3 separate regions of the Homo sapiens genome follow, and all the other regions are linked to region 2. Evidence: chromatin loops called from intact Hi-C (ENCODE). Cell type or tissue: heart right ventricle. All regions are shown on one strand.

Region 1 (5,000 bases), 170 kb before region 2:
AAGCATTCCATTTTACCATCTATCACCAAACCCTGAACAGCTCACAGATCTCACAGATCTTATTTAAATCTCTTACTTAATTCTTAAGTCTCTGAATGAATTTCAGCTCCTGCTCTACTTTCCAAGGGTGCTCAGCTGGCCTCACAAAAGCTCCACAGACACATCGTTCACTATCTCTGATGCTTTCAAGCTTAACAGAGGATGCCAAAAAAAAAAAAAAAATCAACGATTAAAAAAAGTTTATTAAAGTGAAACTAGGAGTGCAAATTTGAAGAAGTTGCTTCTACTTTTATTTCTCTCTCAACTCAGCACAGGTGTTTCCTAACTTATACTGCTGTGCATGCTGATGAAGGGGAGGGTTAAATTAAGGTGAGGGAGTGGGCCAAGGGCAGACCAACAAGCATATAGGATCTCCAGCCTCATGTGTTAATGGATGTGTTTAAAAATGGACCCCCCAAAAAGCCTAGAATGAGGTTTCTTTTTGGCAAATAATTAAACCAGTATACTGAAATAATTAAAGCTTTGTCTTTAAATAAAGCATCAGATCAACAGAACAAAAACAAAGATAAAAATTGCACACACATATGCATGTGCGCACACACGCTATGACACACACAGATACGCAAAACTAGTGGGTGAGGGGAGAAGGAAATTAAATAAAAGAAAACAAACAGAGTCCTAACAGGCCATTCTCCGAAAAGGAATCTAAATAAAAAGTCATATGATATCTGATAGTGCAGGACACGTCGCCAAGAACTGGAGCGGATTGCCTACAGGAAGAAAGGGCCAGTGTATTCCAGCTCAAAGAGCTTTTCTTTCCTCCTCCTCTATTTTTTTTCCCTTTTCTCCTCGACTGTGAATGTGTCACTCTCAGGTCAGATCCACGAAGAATCCCAGAATGACAGCTATCACCTGTCACTGTACTCTTGGCGGCACAACTAGCTGATAGGAGCTGCCTGAGTTGGGATCAAGAAGAGCTAGTGCAGCTTTCAGTAACAGCCTGTTATCCCAGTCCCTCTGCCCCTTTCAAAGATCCCCTTGGTCACATCAAAAACAGACCAAAAAGAAAAAGAAAAAAGAAAAAAAAGGGGGGGTACCAAATGAAAAATTAAAAATGCAGGGACAACAGCCCACAGCAACAAAAGAATTCAGGGAGAAAAAATAGAACACAAGCAAAAAGGAAAAAAGCAAAACCAAAACAACTCTTGTCTTCAATATAAAACTTTTTAAAGACTGAGTTTCTCTTATTTGGATGACATTCTTTTTAAAAGTATTTTTCTCCTTAAGCACTATTAAAAGCATTAAAAAATTCTACAAAAATACAGAAAAGTCTGAAAGCAATTCAAGAATATTCCTAAAGAAAACATGTAAGTGTAAGAAGTGAGTTACCCTGGAAAATTCTGGATTTGCCAAAAGTTCCCCTACTTCTAATATCTTTCAGTGAGTTCAAGTGCTAACACTGGCCACCTAGTACTTGTTTTTTATCTGAGGATCATTACTGAGGCAACACATACATAGTAAGGTTTCCCGAAAAGACTCCTTGTTATCAAGTTACTTCAAACATAAGGCACTCACACCTCCCAGCCAGGAGGGTTTTTTGATGAGCATCACACTCTGCCCTGATATGTATTACACCCTTAAGAAGCAGTTACATAAATGCATTCTATAATTATGGAAAATGTATATATCTATATTTTCCCCTACATTTTCCCTCCCCAGGGATATGAATAGATTTTATTTTCAGTTAATAGAAAAAAAAAGAAAAGAGTTTCTGATTCTTGAAACAACTGTTGTAGCTGTTTTCTACTTAGCAAAACAGTTATCTGTAGTTAGGAATGGTACATAATATATATTTAAGGATTTTTGTAGAGCTTGAGAATTGTTCCCCTTGTTTAGTTTCGTGTCTATAATGTACCTTAAAAAGATTTCTAAGTGACAATCAACATATAAATGCATTAAGAGGAGAACTTTAAGAAAGAAAACATTATCTTGGGTTTACAAATCCAGGATATTAGCATAAAGATATAAATGTACAGCATATATAAAAGATAAAATTGTTTACTACATTTTACACATACAGCTCACATCTGATTTCTTTTTGCTTTTGTTGGAGCATTAATTTGAAAATGATAAGCATTCTGAAATGTTTGCTACAACACAAATTCATGGTAAAAATATACATGCATAGGCAAAAATTGAAATGGAGAACACAAAGCTACGTGGCAATCAGAATCGTTGACAAAATCTCCATCTAGACTATATTTTGCATGAACTAGTGTATCATAGAAGGGGCAAGAAATCTCTCTGGGGGTTTTGTCATTTACATAATTAGAAACAAAAATAAAATACAAATATCTGCTCCCTTACTACCTTTTCTTAATAACTGACAAGTGACACAAGTGGTACCTTTTAAACAGATGGATGCAAAAACTTGTGAGATCGAATGAACTGATGTACCCCATTGGTATTTTGGGAACCCAAATTCCATAATTAACTTTTTACCCAAGTGGCAAAAGTAGAAGATGTTCTAGTCACCAAATTGATTATTTGATGGACTTTTGTTCTTTCTTCCACAAGATTTTGGCGACCCAGAAAGGGTAAAGACATGATAAGAGAAGATGCATCCTGAACAACTTTTATTGTGAGTAGAAAAAAAATAGCATAAAGTGAGCATAAGAACAGTTGGATTTGGAAAGATTAAAAGAGGAGAAAAGAGCAACATATGCAACTTAACTAGTCTTTTTCTTTTTAATTTTTTCATGTACATATATGTATATATTGGGATGATGGGGAGAAAAGATAACTGGATTTCTTTTGAATGTCTTTGTGTCTTTATAGAGTGAATGTTCTGTTCCTGTCTCTTTCTTTTTAGGCGAAAAACTAATAAAAATAGAAAAACATATATCAGACATTAAGCTCACTCCCCCCCCCCCCACCCTTCCCTTTGTAAAGAACTCTTTGTTCTCTAGTGAAAATGCTGAAAAATCCCCGGGCAGCTACTCCCTGAAACAAGTGCAAAACACTTAGAGGCTTTTGGGCTGGCTGGGAGCCAGAAACCCTCCCGCTGTCTGGTTAGAAGAGGAAAAAAAGAAGAGAGAGGGAGAGGGAGAGAGGGGAAGAGGGATGGGGGGCAGAGAGAGAGGAAGAGAGAGAGGAAGAGAGAGGAAAAGAGAAGGGAGAGAGAGAGAGAGAGAGAGAGAGAGAGAGAGAGAAATTGGAGCTTCCTTTAATAGACATAGGAAGCAGCGTTTTTTTCTTTCTTTTTTTTCAAAACTGGCGGTCAAGCGTTAAGTAACTCCCGTCTAAATCCACCTGCTAGAAATGAACTTGGGTAACCCCCCAGGGGTGCACAAAGACAGGGAAGACAGTAACATACTCCATACTCTTTCCCACCCCCCGTTGTACTGCTTCCATTCTTTCTGCTCTCATACACAAATGCCCACAGCTTCTCACGCCGCCCCTCTTACCCCCCAACAACAAACACAGCAAAATACATGCTCCCTCGGTCTCCTAAAAAAAAAAAAAGGCTTTTCCATCTCGGTTGCGACACAGTGATAAGGGGTAGCGAACATCTCATACCTGGTGTGAATGCTAATCAGTCAGGAGTTCTCCTTTTCCCAAGACAGGGAACTGTTTCCTTCCAAATTTATTAGAACCTCCTCCACTGCCTCTTTGAAAAACCTTCTTTGTCACCCTCTCCCAAGTCCCGATACTTCTTTAAAAAAAAAATGGCTTCGGAGCTCCTTCTATTCTTGATATTGATTCTCTCTCTCTCCCCCCACCCCTCCTCCTCTCTCCTGTCTGTGTCTCTTCTGAGTGGTCTATTGATAAGTCCCTGGAGGCACTGGGTCAGCCTGCCCGTAGGAAACCAGACACAATGCACAAATCTCCGAGTGCCATTCTGCCATCAGCAAGCAGACCACGTTTAGGAGAGAGAGAGAGGAAAAAAAAACAGTAGAGCAAGAGACAGAGAGAGAGAGAGAGAGAGAGAGACACCAACCGAGGGAGGGAGAGAGAGACTGAGAGAGAGGAAGAGAGAGGGGGAAGAGAGAGAGGGGGGGGAGAGAGAGAGAGAGAGGGAGAGAGAGGAGAGACGGAGAGAGAGAGTGTGTGAGAAAAAGACTGATTGGAACAGGAGGGAGAGAGAGAGAAAAGGAGAAGGAGAGAGAGCGCGAGAGGGAGAGCGGCACTGCCAGTCAGGTTAATCATCCCTACTTTAATTAGCTGTTCGGCTTAGACATAAAACAATTGAATTTGAATGATCTGTCAGCAGGCTCGGCTGAACCAAAGGGGAAAAGCGAATATTACAAAAAGACTGTTGGTGTGTTCTGATAAGCAATACTGCTCGTACTGACAAATCCTCAAAGGGGGAACTATTAAAACTTACAACTAAACAAAAAGTGCAAATACAAATGGCACTAGATAGAGGTCTTTAAAAAATGGAGTTTTCTCCTCTAGTTTTATGAACCATAGATATTTATGTGCAGGTGCCAACATATTAGGGGTTTTCGTGTAATGTGTGAAAGTTTATTAACGATGGTCTAGGAGTGTAGCAGACAGATGCTGCAGAGAACAAGACAGGTACAGTCAGATGCCGAATCTAGATCTTGGAGGGAGAAGGATGCTGGAAGAAGAGGCACCGTGGCAAGAGATCAGCACAGACAAAGTCAGTGGGCAGATAGGCAGACAGATTTTAGGCACGGCACGATCTCATCTAAAAAGGCAAAAGTTCTGATGCAATATTAGGTACAAAACAATCCATCCATCCTCCTCTCCCGGGTGCACTCCAAGGTACAGTTAAAATGGATTAATCTTTGTGACAAACAGAGCTGGCAAGGCAGACACTGAAGGCGATTTGCAGACCCAGAGAATACAGAGCTAGAAAAAGCCCCAGAGATCAATCTCTCCCCCTCCCAATTTAGTAGAGAGGAAACTGAGGCCCAGAGTCGACACTAGACACTAGGACTCCAGGAGCCCACCAGGCCAGTGCTCTTTCCACC
Region 2 (5,000 bases):
GCAAGGACAACCAAAACAATAAAATAACATCTCTTTCCTAAAATTTAAGAACATCAAGTAAGTGCCCCTTAGGCTGGGTTGTGATTCCTGGAAGTTTCAGCCTATGAGAACCATATTGGCGACATCAAAGACTCCCCCTCTTTCCAAAAAGCAATTCACTTCAGATGCTGCCACACAATCGAATGCTTTTATGGCCACCATGTTTTTTTGGTTTTTGTTTCGTCTTTTGTTTTTTCCATGCTTAATGAACATGCCAGATTCTTGAAATAGAAAGAAGATGAGAAAACCCAGTAAGATGGAATACCTCTAGAAAAGAAACTAGGCAGGGACCTGATGGTAAAGGATAAAAACACATTCCAACAGGAATTCTACTTTTAGGGAGAGTATGAGTTATTAAGAAGGATGTGGAAGGCACATTTTGGCTATGAAAGCTGGTCCGTGGACTCCTCTGCCAGTCTCACATCAGACAGGATGCAACCATCCCCACTCCATTCCTTCGACAACTTCCCAGAGCACATTCAATCAGTGTCCCTTAAATTGAGGACAATACTATATTTGGGTTTAATACTGTGAGGACAGTCATTTAGTTTTCCTGTGGCAGGATGATAAATTTCCTGGGAACCAAATAAGGATTCTCATTGCATTCTTCTGCTTGATACTATGAATGCAGAAGAATAAAGAAGAGGGTGTGACAAATCATATTTTCCAAAGGTCGGGTGTGGGGAGGTTCCCTAACGTTTAAAAGCAACCAGTTGTTAGCAAAGTGATCTTTAGAACAGTATTAGCAAGAATGTTTGCTCTACATCCACTATAGATATTCTCTCCTGCTTAGCTAGGCATGTAAGTACTGTGAGCATAATGTAAATACTCAGAACAGAAATGCATGGAAAGCTGGTGGAGTGAAACTCCAAATGAACAATTAATTCCACTTTCACTTCCCCCATCTACCTCCCTGAATACTACCTCCCTGCCCCCACTCACCTATCTTCCTCCCCCCAACAAGCATGTTTGCTAGGCATGTCAAGGCTGACATCCATCGGTGGCAGTATGAAACCTATGCCTACAGGCTGCTCCTGAGCATAGCCTCAAGGCTCTGCCATTGTCCGTAGAGTGCTCTAAGTTGTGCCCGCTAAAAATCTTCATCATTCCATTTGACTGTTTGGTAGTATTTCTTTAATTGTATTTTTTGTTTGTTTGTTTTAAAAACACCCTTTATTTCCTGCTTGCCTTAGAGACACCAAGAATAAAATCCTTGACACATCAAATTCTGGAACCTCACCACTCACCAGGACTATGGTTCCTGATCCAAGGAGTGACGACTGAGAATCAGCACACAGTCTCTTGAGGGTGTCCAGGCCTGGCTGTTAAGCTCCCTGCTCTGATTAGTTTGTCGAGTTCACAGTGTTCCAGAGTGCTGAAGCACAGAAATTAGGGAGGGGAGGTGGAAGGAAAATCACTGGAGCCTCTTACGATCTAACTTCCACTAACTGGGAGGAAATGTCTTATAAATAAACAACAGTAAGAGAAACAAAAAAAAAAAAAACCCATCCCGTCCTGCCAGAGGAATGTACATTATTGTCTCCCGACGGAAAACTTTACACCACACCAGAATGCAGCCATGTCTCCTGAAACTACCTCCCTCAAAACAGAAAGAAAAAGAGAATCAAAAAGGAAAGGAGAACAAAACAGAACAAAAAAGATTTCATCCCCTTGAATTCTGTTGGGAAGTTCATGTGAGTTCCCAGTAGACAAACTAAACTAAGCAATTTCAACAGTGTCACTGTTCCAGAATTTTGTGCAGAGGCTGCTTATTAGCCAAATTTCATTTCTGCCCAGATCACTGCTGTACCATCCAGACATTTTCAGAAGGGAAGTTCAGGGAAGGGGGGAAGGGTACGACTGTGGAGAAGAGGAAGAAGAGAGGACAAAGGAAAACTCCTGATGAACCAGAATGCCCTAGCCACGGCCATGATAGAGCGAGCCCCCACCCACCACCCGACTACTGCTTGTTGAGGACTTGGTGATGCGGTGTGTTTTATCTACTTACTCTTTCTGCTCGGGAGGCTGAGGTTCCTACATTTCCAGCTCATGCTGGACTGTACCGTAAGCAACAAGTGAAATGAGTTCAGTGATCTCATTCTAGTCCTTCGACTCCTGTCCACATCACTAAGCGACTGCACAGCTTGGCACAGGCCAGGATGAGTCAGCAGTCTCTGGTCATGAGAGGCCAGGCCTGGAATAGCAGGGGGGTTTAGGTCAGGAGCAAAATGAAGCAGAAAGGCAGTCTAGATGGCAGGGCTCTGTTCTGCAATACACAGAAATACTGCAGGTCAAAATGAAAGCGCCTCATCAGCTCTGGGGTGAAGATTGTAGGACTGTAAAAAAAGAAGCATCAAGAGAAAAAAAAAAGCTGCCTACCAAACATAGCAAGGACAAAACAGAGTACCACAGTCAGAAAAAGAGGGCACTGGTAGAGCCCTGGAGGATAAAAGATGCTCATTAAGGTTTCTGAAATGTCTTTTCTTCCACATGCTCCCAAACTTGAATTAAGAAATGGTGACTTCCTATATACTATCCTAGTATTTTGGTACTGTTTTCCCAATTCAGTAAGTAGCAAAACAAATAAAATGCAAGGCACTGCAGTTAAATAGCAAGAAAAGCCTCATATTTCATAAAATAATATGAGTCTGATATCTCAAAGGTGTACATTTGGGTTAATAGTGTCTGTATATAGCCTGTATGAAATGGTTAAAGAGGAGTACTCTTTAAGTTGAGCTTGGGTGGGGGTAGAGAAGAGCTTAGAGAAAAGAGAGTTACCAGTTAATGATAAAACATAGGGGAACTATGACACTGTGACCATATTTCTACTCAATGGGGCCAACATAGACCTCCATTAGACCTCCATCAAGAAGTGATGCTCCCACTAACAGGACTTCAAACACTTCTCCCTCTGCAGTAGTACTGTAATATAGCAAGGGGAGAGGGAAAATAAAATAGATAGAAAAACAAGGTTCAACATAAAAAAAATTAGTGATAGACATTTTGTTTCAGAGGAGGCAAATTGCTCTATAAGTCAACTGATAAAAAAAAGTCTTGGTATCTGAACAGACTTAGAGAAACCATATCTAGATGAAGATGCCAGGTGGAGACTGATAACTATCAGGAAATGGTAGTAATGGCCATAAAGAAGGAAGAAAGCAATCTCAAGTCACATGATGTAGAATAAAACAGCATGGAAAACAGAAGGAGAGCAACAGACTTCGGGAACACGAGTAAAATATTTCTTTAAAGTCCTTTTAAGAGGAGTAATGAGGACCCACCACATATTCCTAAATGTTGTCCCTCAGAGATGCACAGATGTATATGGGTAAGGAAATGTAAAATAAACTTTCAGCTTTCATTTCAGAGGGTATTAAGTCATCTGAACACATATTTACTAACTGTTTAATCTTGGGCAAATGAGCTTTCTAGCCTCAGTTTCTCTCTCTTTGAAATGGAAATAATATTATCATCCTCATGGAATCATTGTAAGCACTGAATCAATGTTCATTAACCCTTATCTCAGCAGTACCTGTCACATGGTGAACATTCAGTAAATTGCTTATTATTCATATTATTTGATTATCATATCATATCATCTTTATAAGTATCCAGTGAAAGAATCCCCCTCCAGTGTTGTTCCACTGGATTGAGAGGAATCAATATGAAGACTCTAGTAAAATCAGTTGAGTAACACTGCTTACACTGCTGCTTTAAAAAGATTATTTCTGTCTGGGTATGTTAAACATTATACTTGAAGACACAGGATGTTGAAAATCTATTATGTGAAATCCTTGAATTTGGGTATCTATGTTGTCAAAGCAACTTGGAGCCTAACAGTTGTCCAGTAACTAGAGGCCCAAAAAAGAAAAGAGGAATTTTTAGAAGCTTCTCCAAAAGCAACAGGATAAAAGTGTTATTGGCCTTAACCGCATGATGAGGGCTTTTTACCAAAGGGGAAAACGTAGTCCAGTTGATCATCGCAGCCTAATTGATTAATTGTGGGTCTGACCATCTGGCTGATGAATGCTGACACCCAGCAGTGATTACTGTGTAACACAATTCCGGATGTGCTCTCCCTGATGCCTCCCACAATAATGGCAACTCTGAACTTAAGGTTAGTTTATTCAGGCCTCTTGGCTCAATCTCTTCATGGAATAGTGGTTGTGGCAGGGAATATTTTACTAGACCTGGTCAAGCATTATCTTCTCTTATTTCAGTTACCCACTCTTTTCCAACTCTACTCCTACCCACTCCTAAGCCCTCTCTTGTATATAATCACTTTTCATGCAAAGCATTCCATCTGTAGTTTTCATCATATTATCTGATTCTCTCATTTCTGGTTGCTCTGTTCTGAAAAATATTTGACTAAACTAGGAGATCTATACTGCTAGAATGCCATTTCACAGGGGATCCTATTGGGACATGTTTATTGTATCTTATTTGCTACTGGTTTACTTCAAATTACTCTGCGCTTCCAAATAAAGAAAATTATTTTACCTAATTCATTAGCCTGATTAAAAGTCCCACATATGGCCCAAGTTTTCCATGAGATTATCAGAATACAAGGGTTAATAGACGATAATTCTTACATCTTAAGCCTACTTCTGACCCTCAGTTAGGAGTATCCCATGAAGAAGATTCCCCTGGAGCATACTTTACTGTTAGAGAAGGAAAGTCAGACCCATGTAAATGACAAGGTTCAATAGCAATGCCATCCACAAACCAATCTACACCTGGAGATGACTTGTACATGGAGAATTCACCAAGCAAATAAAACCTGTACATATAAATATAAACCCTGGGGAATTATAACAAAATAATTCCATTGTATTTTGTAGGAATGCACAGGGGAGTAACTGACACAAAATATCTTATACAACCTTGACCAACAAGTCACAATGACAAATCATCCGTTTCCTCTTTTCTTTTCCCAGATTGATTTCCAGCTCTAAATTCAT
Region 3 (5,000 bases), 210 kb before region 2:
AATACTATAGTTGAGCATAGAATTTGCCCACGTATGGTACACCCAGGGATTTAGGTGGCAATCACATGCCAGAATTTTGCTTTAGATAATGAGAATCAAGTCATAAAAGAACTTGTGAAAATAAAAATTGAGACACTTAATAATATCAACCACCTGATCATTGTGGTCAGACATATGATAATTTCAATTCCTTAGCAATACTTAAAAAAAAAAAAAAAAACAACTAACTAAATAGAGGGATTAGAACCTGGAAGATAAAGAATCAAACATTAGAACAAGTAACCTTGGATCATAAATATTCTCTGACATTTTCAATTTGCTTGCAACATACAGGGTTTTGTTTTGTTTTGGTTTTGCTTCCATGAGTGTATTGTATCCCCCACTTTCTCCCCTTCTAGAAGCTGGCTAAGTATAGACGCAGACGGTGAAACTCAATCGCAGAGTGCTGACAGAGCTTCTCTTAGGGTCTACAGAACAGATCTACTGAGTCTCACATCTCTTGGTCAGCAGCGACAGGTAAACACTAGCTTTATTTTAGCAGCTCAGCTGCAGCTCCATGGGCAGCTGTCCTTACTGCACATAATCAGTCCCTCTTTTCAGGGGGTTATAACTCAACTATCAAAATACCAAAATATGCTCCGGTTTGAAACTTGGTGTATAGAGTCCCAAGCCCAGGAATGAATGTGGTTTACTTCCAAATTTAAGAAAATATTGAGTTTTGTAGGTCATTTATTTACTATTTTCAAATATGTTTGAAGAATCTTTTAAATGCCATAGGAAAATGTACTAAAAAGGACACACCATTTTAATACCTTTGGTGATTCATTCTGAATTTCAGCACACCACTGAAAGAACCAAATGGTGGTGGAAAAAAAGAGTTTGTTTTATTTTCTTACCAAATACAGATGTTTTGACCACTTGGGTCCTCATCAGTGTTCAAAATATTAGTGTGTTGTAACATAATAAAATAAAGGCGTTAACTTCTTTGTTTTGTTCTTTTCAGTGATGTGCAGAATGGATTAACGAGTTCTTGTTTCTGGCCCTCGTATAACTCAAAAACTCGTTTCAACTTAAATAAATTAAGTAAGTAATTAGTTCATAATATGGCCTAATCACCTCTGGTATTTTGAAACAAACAAAAACACAAAAATGGCTGTTGCACATTTGCACTTAATTACTTCCACAGAAAACACTCATGTGGACTTTATTACAGGTGACATAAATTTCAAATCTAAGCTTTGTTTGTGATAGAAACCTGGGTTATGGTATTGTGTAGACTTCCACGAAGATTCTGTAACCGTCCCTACTATTTTCCTTAAGAAAATGAAACCACAGTCTATGAAACCACATTCTTGCGCTCTTAATTGGCAAAAGAAAGTGCTTTATTTCAAAAACTCTGGAGAATAGTTTACTTCCTACAGAGGCTCAAAGGACGTTAATATAAAAGGTAGTATCATTTCTGGAATTTCTGCAGTGTTCAATTTTTGCTCTTGGAGTCTGAACAGTTCTTGTTTGCATACACGTCTATCTGGGAATTGCTCTTAGTGATCAGGACAGCCTTATGGAAATCCTTCCAGATGAATATACTCAATAGAGCAAAAAATCTTGCTCTGTCTTTAATGTAAAGGAAAAAAGGACTTTTAAACAAGTGTGTAATTGTGAGTTCTAGCCTTAAAGGAACTTTCTTGGCTTGGATTTCTTCTACCCTCCCCTTCAGATACTTAATAATCAAAGTATATGCCAAGAAACTAATGATGCAAACCAGAGTATTGCACATGAACTTGGATCGCTTTCCCATTGTGTAGTGTGTGTAGTGACCAAGATTGGACCCAAAAAGTCGATGATAGAAAATAGACAATGCAACATAATCAAGGTACGCCCACCTTGGGTAAATTCACTAACCCATTTCCTATCCTTCATAAATGCATATAATGATTCTCAGTATAGATTCTGAAACTTCTAGGCTAATCTGGCCATCAGCTGTGAAAGGAAGAAGGATCAACCTTGATTAGTAAACTTCCAGGTCATTTGCTTGGCATGAACCCACTGATGTGTTAGCTGCATACCTCACAATTCTTTAGGTGTTATCTGATGTTACCAAGCATTCCTGATGCCCTTTGAATTTCAATACAGAAATCTAAGTACAACTAAACATTTCCCCAAGCTGTGACAGCCTTATGGCTATTACTCATTTTAGAACTGAGACCAACTTTTCTTCTGACATTTGACCTGGGAGAGTTTCTTCTTTAGCTTTCTGAGTCATGCAAATTTATTCAAATTCTGTATTGCAACCCTTGTCAGTTGTGGCCATACATTCACTTAGTGATATCTTACACACAATAGGCTCTCAATAAACATTTGCTTTCCAGAATGAAACTAGCCTTATCATAAGAAAAAATGGAATAGATTTCAATAGAGTTATAAATGAACTAGAAGAAAGACTAATAGATCTTGAGTATATTAAAAAAAAAAAAATCAAGCAGTGAGAACAGTTGGGTTTTGATACAGTTTCCCAAGGGAAGTAGTAGAAGTTTCATTACTCAGGGCATTTTAAAGTAGAATAGACAAAACACTAGTGGGGTATGTTGAAATAAAATATGCGTAGTCCGTCTGTGAATTAGTGTTTACTTTCAATATAATTATAAGTGAAGCAACACTGTAATGGGAATTTTTCATACACAGGAAAGCTATGGCTACTATGTTTCCACATCGACCATATGTTGCACATATTGGTTGCTGTGGATGTGTATCCCTACTGCCCTCTAGTGGATGAAATGTAAGACCTACCTGATTAACCAGATCTAACAAGCTACTGGTTTGGGGGTATATCAATCTTTAATCATTTAGGGTAGAAAGAAAATAGCTGTGTTGATGCATTTTCCATCAAATTATAAAATTGAAGGGCATTAAAAACAACAGAATCAAACTCTGTAATTAAGACTGCCATTTAATGTTTGTTCGCACACGGTATTCATTTCTGTGTATCCCTGCCAAAGATCCATTGTGTAATGTTGTCCTCACATGACATTAAAAACACCAGTTCCCTGGAAAATACAAAAAAGAAACCGTGCTGCCTTGAAATACACGGAGTTCACTTTCAGAAACATAAAATTAATACAGACACAGTAACATAATTTGGAACACAAATAATGGCTACAAGAAACTTGAAAACCAGGACTGCTCCTTAACTCTGAGCAAGCGTATTAGCAGTCTATGGGTGTGCTGGCTGGTAGTCAGAAGAGGGCAAGCAAAATGGGTTTCAGAACAGGGAAGCTGATTTGAGAAAGGACTGACTAAACACATAGTAATAGGGCAGGAAAATAACTCTAAACACACATTTGGTACTGTGGGTATATATTTAATGCTGTCACATTGAGGCTGCTTTTCAAGTGTAGCACCCAGATGCTGTACTCCCAATGAAGAAAGATAGGGACCTGTACAGTTCTTTGGCATTTTGTCATTAAGACACAGGACAAATCTGAAGGCCATCCTCTTTGTATAATTTTAATTATTTTACAGGATTTAGACTTTAATCACTAAGTTTTAGTCTCACACTTAGCATATAAAATAATTCTCCTAAAACACCAAGAGGAAACAATTATACAATCTACGTTGCCAAAACAACTGACATACCAAAGAGAATAAATGAAATCCGAAAGAAGAGAAACATACCGTGTGCATGCTGAGTGCACCAGGGCAATGGCCCTTATTATGAATGTGGGAAATAAATTGGCTAAATCTTTAAATATCATAAATTGTTCGAAGCTGGTGATATGTGAGTAGATGTACACTTGAGGGGAGGGGAACTGGGTGGGCATGGCCCAGATCGCTCTCTGAGTTAGTGACAGTTTTTACAGTACATAATTTGGTAAAAAAGTATTGGTTTAGTAATGAAAGGTAGGTCCCAATGGACTTCTCCTTGTAAACTTAAAAAGAGCAACAGACTTATCTAGATAGAGCTACAAAGCAACATGAAAACTCTCATTACCTGAGTGATCTAGAAGAAAATCTAACTTGATAAATATCCTGGAAGCATTGTTTTCATCTCAACTAGATTTACTGTATAGCAATTAGCATCTCTATAGATAGATATGGGGAAGCCCAGGAGAGCTGGGGGTAAGCAGTATGGGCCAAAAGGAGGAAATACAGCCAATTTCCTACTTAGCACCACGGACAGAGCTGTCAGCAGAAAGAAACATCCTTGGAGTTATCCTTGGTGTTAAAGAAACACAAAGAAATCAGTGTTGCATTTTAAAGATGCTTCTTATCCCCATTGCGACTGGCAGTCTGGGTTGGAATTATGTTCCAGTGCTTCCCTGTAGGGCACCCATTGGAGCTGAACGAATAAAAAGGTGTCTTGCCCGCCTGTGCACATACAGGAAGGAAAGGTTGATACAGGAGAATGATGTCTCCTTGACTTTTGTCTGACTCTTCTCTGGTTTTTGAAAAATCATAGCACTCTGAAGAATACTATCCAGTCTTTCCCATGTCAAGACAAGTCCCTGTGCATTTCAGCCTTAGGGTCTCTAGGGCACAGGGATTGCTCTGGGGCACAACTAGGGAAAGGGAATAAGTAAAGACAACTCTAAAAGGAAGTAAAATGCCTTCTATTCCATCTCATGTTATAGAAGATTACAAATAAGACCCTCTTCTTCCTCTCAGTTCTGGCCTTTATGAGGTGGAAGTCACTATTAGACTCTATAACTGAATAACAGATTCTGGAAAATTAGAACTATCTCTCTTGCACTTGAGAAGTCAGTGGGTCTCCTTTTCTGTCCTGCTGAAGCCAGATACAGACAAATCTAGAGAACCAGTTTTATGAAAGAAAGTAGCCTAGCACAAATTATTTGGCATTAAACCATACCATCATTTGCTAAAGACTTGGAGTCAAAGCTTTTCTCATTTGATTGTTAATAAGAAGCTTATATTTCTAAAATATCTTGATTACCAGGGAACTTGTGGGTTTTGGCTTTAATCAATTCTTAGGGCTTTTCCTATCT

The links. Hi-C counts contacts between places; a loop is a spot of excess contacts. Peaks named below come from ENCODE experiments on the same cell type or tissue, not always from the same donor. Only the 100,000 strongest peaks of a DNase experiment are listed, where the experiment ranks them.
Region 1: a loop joins it to region 2, with 2.3 times the contacts of the local background. A loop is called at or near these places in 8 of 110 quality-filtered maps.
Region 3: a loop joins it to region 2, with 2.8 times the contacts of the local background. A loop is called at or near these places in 3 of 110 quality-filtered maps.

The regions. Positions count from the first base shown.
Region 1 is chr3:114,451,000-114,455,999 of GRCh38, forward strand. The region is part of intron 7 of ZBTB20 (zinc finger and BTB domain containing 20); the gene reads right to left. ZBTB20-AS5 (ZBTB20 antisense RNA 5) reads left to right here and starts at 2,594. Exons shown (of 3, transcript NR_121661.1): 1 at 2,594-2,641. In heart right ventricle, no CTCF peak of the experiment used is centred here; DNase peaks (open chromatin) are centred at 832, 3,052, 3,442, 3,862 and 1 weaker place; H3K4me3 peaks cover 4,360 bases; H3K27ac peaks cover 5,000 bases.
Region 2 is chr3:114,622,830-114,627,829 of GRCh38, forward strand. All of the region lies in intron 6 of ZBTB20 (zinc finger and BTB domain containing 20), which reads right to left. Among named protein-coding and RNA genes, the nearest start is that of MIR4796, 120 kb to the right of the region's middle. In heart right ventricle, no CTCF peak of the experiment used is centred here; DNase peaks (open chromatin) are centred at 1,102, 1,362 and 2,182; H3K4me3 peaks cover 2,719 bases; H3K27ac peaks cover 5,000 bases.
Region 3 is chr3:114,416,124-114,421,123 of GRCh38, forward strand. All of the region lies in intron 7 of ZBTB20 (zinc finger and BTB domain containing 20), which reads right to left. Among named protein-coding and RNA genes, the nearest start is that of ZBTB20-AS5, 35 kb to the right of the region's middle. In heart right ventricle, CTCF peaks have their summits at 2,770 (motif pointing left) and 2,993; no DNase peak of the experiment used is centred here; H3K4me3 peaks cover 1,182 bases; H3K27ac peaks cover 3,953 bases.